2 separate regions of the Mus musculus genome follow, and region 1 is linked to region 2. The links are chromatin contacts, found by POLR2A ChIA-PET in ENCODE. All regions are on one chromosome and are shown on one strand. Each heading gives the region's core, a stretch centred on a gene start or an enhancer-like site at or near the end of the contact. The rest is flanking DNA. Distances are from core to core; before and after follow the strand shown.

Region 1 (2,700 bases), core at 169-2,668, 100 kb before region 2:
TCTCCCTTTTGTAACTGGTCATTCTAATATGTAGGTCCCTGGTACTTAGGGCCAGCGTTCTTCTCTTTGAAACTAAGTAGCTCTATCTAAATCGCAAACTGCTGGAGTCATTGGCTTCATCTTTTGCTCTGAAAGGCATTTTCAATTGCAAATGATGTTCAGTAAACACTTGTCGAAAGAACAATTCACTTGCCTTATTTTAGTGGACTCATTATTGTAGCAGAGGCTTGGGTATTCTTAACTGTATTTTGTTGGCTTCTAGAGAACACATTGACATTGGCTGTGTTCTTGCTCTCCTATAATTGAAAAGAGCTTTTGGAACTGAGAGGTACTTCTCCAAGCTTCATCTACTACTCCCCCAAAACCGGCAGCCCCGCACAGGAACCTATCTATGCACTTTGCATCGCACAGAACACGACTTTCTCACGCCTCCATCCATCTCTCTGTTCTGTGCCATTCCGTTTGTTGGCTAAGCGCTTACCCTGGCTCCTGTGCTGTGGAACTCCTACTCGCCCTCCAGTACTCAGTTCCACATCACCTTCTTTGTTAAGTCTTTTATACAGTGGGCTGAGGAACAGAGCCAGCCTTTCTCTATCTTTTTGGCTTCCTCAGCATTCCCCCAAAGAGCTATGTGTAAGTGTTATAGCTGTGTGTGTATGTGTGTGTGTGTGTGTGTGTGTGTGTGTGTGTGTGTGCGCGCGCGCGCGCGCGCGCATGAGGGTGTGTGCAGGTGAATGCTAGTGCTATCAGAGGCCAGCGGCACTAAGTCTCCTGGAACTGGGGTTACAGACAGTTGTGAGCCATCTGGTGTGGGTGCAGGTCCTCTGGAAGAGCAGCAAGCAGTTTTTGACCTGAGAGGTCTCTCCAGCCAAGACATTACTTGTTTACTCTTCTGCTGCTTCTCTCGATTTAACCTCTTGAAGGCCAGGATCTCTGCTCGTTGTTTCATCTTCTTTACCCAGCACAGTGCTTACTTACACTGGGTATGTGGTTCACTGCGTGAACAGACTAATCAAACAATTCATCGAATACTGCAGGTTGCACGAACCAGATCCCCAAACGTTTCTAGAACTGGTCCTCTATTTGGGTTGAGCCATCCTGAGATCTCTCCCCGCTCCTCGGTGCCTCTTTGCTTTGTTTTGGTAGAAAGGACGTGATTAGAGTGTGGAAAGCGCCGTTCCTCTAGAGCAGAGCTGTAATTCACTTGCTCCGGCACGTAGAGGGTTACAACGGCCCAGGGGCGGAGCCGAGTCCGTGCCACCTGCTGCGGGCCGAGCTGACGCATGCGCGAAGCCCCCCTCTAGGCTACCTGCCGGGCGGAGCGGAGGAGGAGCGCTTGCGCTCTGGGCCTTTTCCGCCGGGGGAAGTCTCGCGGGGGCGGGGCGCGGCGGGGCGGGGCCGCGTGGGGAAGTTCTCGCGGGACCCTGGCGAGGAGCGGAAGCTAGGTTGCTCTGTTGCTTCTGCGATCGGGCGGCGGCGGCGGCGAGAGCGAGCGGGGCTGCGGCCGGGACGGCGGTCGGGGCAGCGGGCGCCGCAGTCAGGGAGCAGCAGCGAGGTTGGCGGCTGCGGGCGGCAGCGCAGGGCGGGCCGGGCCGGGTGACGGAGTGGACGGCGCGTCACGGTGAGTGCAGGGGAGCGGGCGGGAAGTGAGCGGGAGCTCCGTGGTCCCCGCGCCGCGCGGCGGCGAGCGGCTCGGGCCCGGGCTGCTCGGGGCTGCCGGGGAGGGCCGCTCGCGGGCCGGGGAAGGCTGGGACCCGAGCGCAGCGGCTGCGCAGCCGTCTCCTCGTTTCCCCTTTTGGGGCGCTTCCTTCCTGGTGCCGGTCTTCCTCCCGCTGGGGGCAGAGACCCGGCCCGCCGGGGAGGTCTGGTGTGGCGGCCGTCCGGCTGGACGCTGGGGAGCCCGGAGCAGCCGAGAGGCGCAGGCTGCTGCTCTGAGTCAGGCTGACTGAGCCCGGGAGGCGGGGGATTCGGTGCCCGCAGCTAACGTGGTGATTGATGCTCCTTTGACCTGCAAGGCCACCACGTCACCGCCTCTTGGCATCTTGCGGTGGAATTGTGTGCGGGAATCCACCGTGACTTAGAATGATTGTTACCCGGACCCGCCGACGGGTCTTTGTGAGAGTTGGGCGCTTCTCTTTTTAGAAGGACTTGAGGGGGAAAAAATACTTGTTGGGGGGTGGGGGGGAAGCAGCAGCAGCAGCGGATAGGAATGCTGGAAGGAAGGAATTTTGGGGAGAGAGCCCCGTTGGTTCCTGCAACACTCTTAGGTCGTGTGGGTTGGTAAGAAAGGGATTTTAGGCTGTGTTCAAAAGCTATAGCAGTGCAGTTTGCCGGGTAGCCGAAGCGCGTTCAACGTCATCTTTCGGTGCTGTTGACACTCAGAAAGAGGCTAGAGAAACTGGGTTTTGTTGTTGTTGTTTTTTTGTTTTGTTTTTTGTTTTTGACTTCTTCACCTCTCTTTCACTTTTCCGTTTTTGCCTTCTGTCTCCATTCTACGCTACTAGGGACACGAAAAGCATCTGTAGCGCCAGTCATTGGTCCCTCCGCCCCCTTTAAAAAAAAATCTACTTCCCCTTCTTGCTGTTCCTCCGTTATAATTTTCAAGTTTCTGCTGGTTTGGGCACTGTTCATTTTCTCCGTCGTTCTAAGATCCCCTTTTCTTTTGGAGGGAGATACCTTCCCTGTTTGCATTCCTTTTTT
Region 2 (2,723 bases), core at 206-2,705:
CCACCACCCAGGCAAGAACTTTTTTTTTTAATGTTGACAGAATGGGAAACTTCTGGGGACTCTGTGTAGCTCTGGCCGGGGTGAAACTAGCTTTTGACCATCCTGGCCTCAAACTTTTCCCAACTCTGCCTCTTTTATTGTTAGGTTGTCCCCCCACCCCACCCCAAGACTGGATCTTAATATACAGCTCTGGCTGTCTGGAACTCAGAGATCTGCCTACCTCTGGCTCTGTTTTGATTGTTTTTAAGACAGGATCTCACTAAGTAGCTCTGTTCCAGAACTCACTCTGTAGCTCAAGCAGGCCTGACTTATCTCTGCTTCTCGAGTGCTGGATTCAAATGCCTTCTCCAGCGATGGGATTTGAGGTGGGCACCACCAATCTCAGATCTTGGAAATTTTAATGGCAGGAATAGAAACCTGTTTTCTAGTTTTGAAGCCATGGTGTAAAACGCAGACACCAAGCCTGAGGGAAAAGAAAGACAAGCTGAAGAGGAAGAAGCGGCCTTACCTGAGCCATGAGAGACCGGGCCAGAACTTTGTTGCCTCCCTTCATCATCATGTTGGTGAATTTGCTTCAAGGAGAAAAACATGGTTAGCTTTCCCGGGCTGTACTCCGGATCCCTCAGCAGAAAACTGCCCCAGGTGAGTTCCAGCCCACAGCAGAGGAGCATTTGCGCCAAACCTGATGACCGGGTCTGCGAACACCGAGCTGGTTTCAGTCGCGGCCGCAGCTTTGATAAACTGGGTTTTCTTGAGCTCCTGGTCATACTTCTCCTCTTCGGTGAGTTCCGCCACCGGCTTGCGGTAATATTCCTTGTCAATCAAGGGCTCCCGGAATTCGGGGGCATAGCGGCTCCCCCTCACCTGTGTGAGCCTGGGAGTGGGGCGAGGAGGAAGCAGACAGAACCCTACGGGTGAATCTGTGACTCCACAAAAGTGAACAAGCTTGACTTAACAGTAAGCCGCAAGTGCCATCACGCTGACGAGGGACGGTGGCGCTGGGACCGCCTGCTAACCTGACAGCAGTTCTGACCCTTGTCCCAAGAGGTAGGCAGCCCCCACCCCGAAACTGGCCACTGTTCCGTCGCAAGCCAGTTCTCCGATCTCTAGCAGGGCCGCACTCTCGGCTCCGGGTAGAACCGATCTAGGTCATCCCGGCCTGTCAGGCATAGGACAGGGTACTAAGCCCCCAAACCGGCCCGTTTAATGGCTGGAGTCAGCCATCTCGGCGCCCCGAGTTAGTGCCCTCCCGCGCCAGAACTCAGCGCAGCTCGCCTGCGGCTTCTTTCCTTTCCCCAGGTCCTCCCGTGAAGGTCCGAGCGGCGGTCCCGGCTACGCGCTGCCTTCTCACCCTGGAAGGTTCCAGACGGCGCACCTCACTCCCAGGGCCAGCCCGGACCAGCGAAGCGGAGCGCGCAGCGCGGGGGCAGCCATCTTGGCCGCTGTCAGGACCTCGGAGGGCTGCCCACAGCGCGCCTGCGTGAGTGAGCGACAGGACACGGATGAGAGCCTGCGCACTTTCCTCGGGCGTGGGTTTCCCTTCAGAGGTTCCCTCTGAGGAAGAAGCGAAGACACATCCTCGCCCTCGCGGCCTCCGACGCGGTCCGGCGCGCCCGTGGACCGCAGCCCTCGGCGCGCTCAGGCCCCCATGCGGGCCCCGCCCCCGCCCTGCTCGCGCAGAACCTCGCGAGGCTTGAGGGCGCAGGGCCGGACCGGGCGGCTGCAATATGGCGGAGGCGGAAGGGGAGAGCCTGGAGTCCTGGCTGAGTGAGTATCCGGGGCCGCCTCTACCTGACCTCCAACCACGGGCCTGCCTCCTCCCTCCCTGCGCCATCCCCTCCGCCGCGGCGGCCCGCGGCAGTCCACACCCGGCGTCGCCTCGCGGCGAGCATCCGGCGCTCACACCCCTTGCGAGCAGCGGCCCTTCCCCGCCGCGCGTCCTCAGGCTCCCGCGGGTGACACCTGCAGCGCGAGATCCTGCAGGCCCGGAAAGCGACACCCGGGCGCCTTGGGCTGACAGGCGGGCGTCGTGGGGAGGTTGAGGTGGGGCTGCACCCAGCCTGTGCTCTGGGACCGGGCATTGGACAGGTCCCTCGGGGAGGGTTGAGCGGTGCCACGCCGCACACACAACACAGCTGGCAGCTTCCAGAGTGGGACCATCCTCAGTGAGGATGCTGGAAGTGAGAATTCATTTCCAAAGCGCGACTACAGGGAACAATATACCACGAAGCGTGCTAAATATGTACTGAAGGAACACACATGCGCGCACACACACACACATATATGCACGCACTCATTTTAACGAGATAACCCGCTCTTGAGTAACTCAAAAAACAATGACTGCTGCTATATCGACGTGTTGCTATCTTTACTAATTTGTACATTGCTCCAAAGGAATAAGGTTTAACGTTAGCGGACAGTTCATCCAGGTTATTTAGTAAGGGTTAATAAGGCTGGTTAATCACGCCTTATCAAGGGTCAATAAATTAACTTTACTAAGGGCTAGCCCCGGGAGAGCCTCTGAAATGGAGACGAATCAGGTAAGACGTCTTTGTAGAGCCCTGAGCTGGAAATCCTTTACGGAATACAGTTGTCTCTTTGATGTCTTGAGTGTTGTTCCTAGAGGCATGGCCTTCCTTAAGAACTACTGTTCAGGAGATTGAAATTAGCTTTAAGGGAAGCTACATCCCAAAAGAAAAGTAAGATCACAGTTGCAGTGTCTG

What was found. ChIA-PET counts read pairs that join two places held with the same protein, here RNA polymerase II (POLR2A).
Region 1: POLR2A ChIA-PET joins it to region 2 with 13 read pairs in Patski. The contact joins the promoter of Grb2 here to the promoter of Mrps7 in region 2. POLR2A ChIA-PET finds 5 or more read pairs at or near these places in 4 of 5 experiments (Patski and embryonic stem cell).

Annotation. Positions count from the first base shown.
Region 1 is chr11:115,707,315-115,710,014 of GRCm38, reverse strand. Grb2 (growth factor receptor bound protein 2) reads left to right here and starts at 1,418. Exons shown (of 6, transcript NM_008163.4): 1 at 1,418-1,621.
Region 2 is chr11:115,602,872-115,605,594 of GRCm38, reverse strand. It overlaps Mrps7 (mitchondrial ribosomal protein S7), which reads right to left and starts at 1,455. Exons shown (of 5, transcript NM_025305.3): 1 at 1,352-1,455; 2 at 683-874; 3 at 509-572. The coding sequence starts at 1,434. Gga3 (golgi associated, gamma adaptin ear containing, ARF binding protein 3) reads left to right here and starts at 1,679. Exons shown (of 17, transcript NM_173048.3): 1 at 1,679-1,767. The coding sequence starts at 1,728.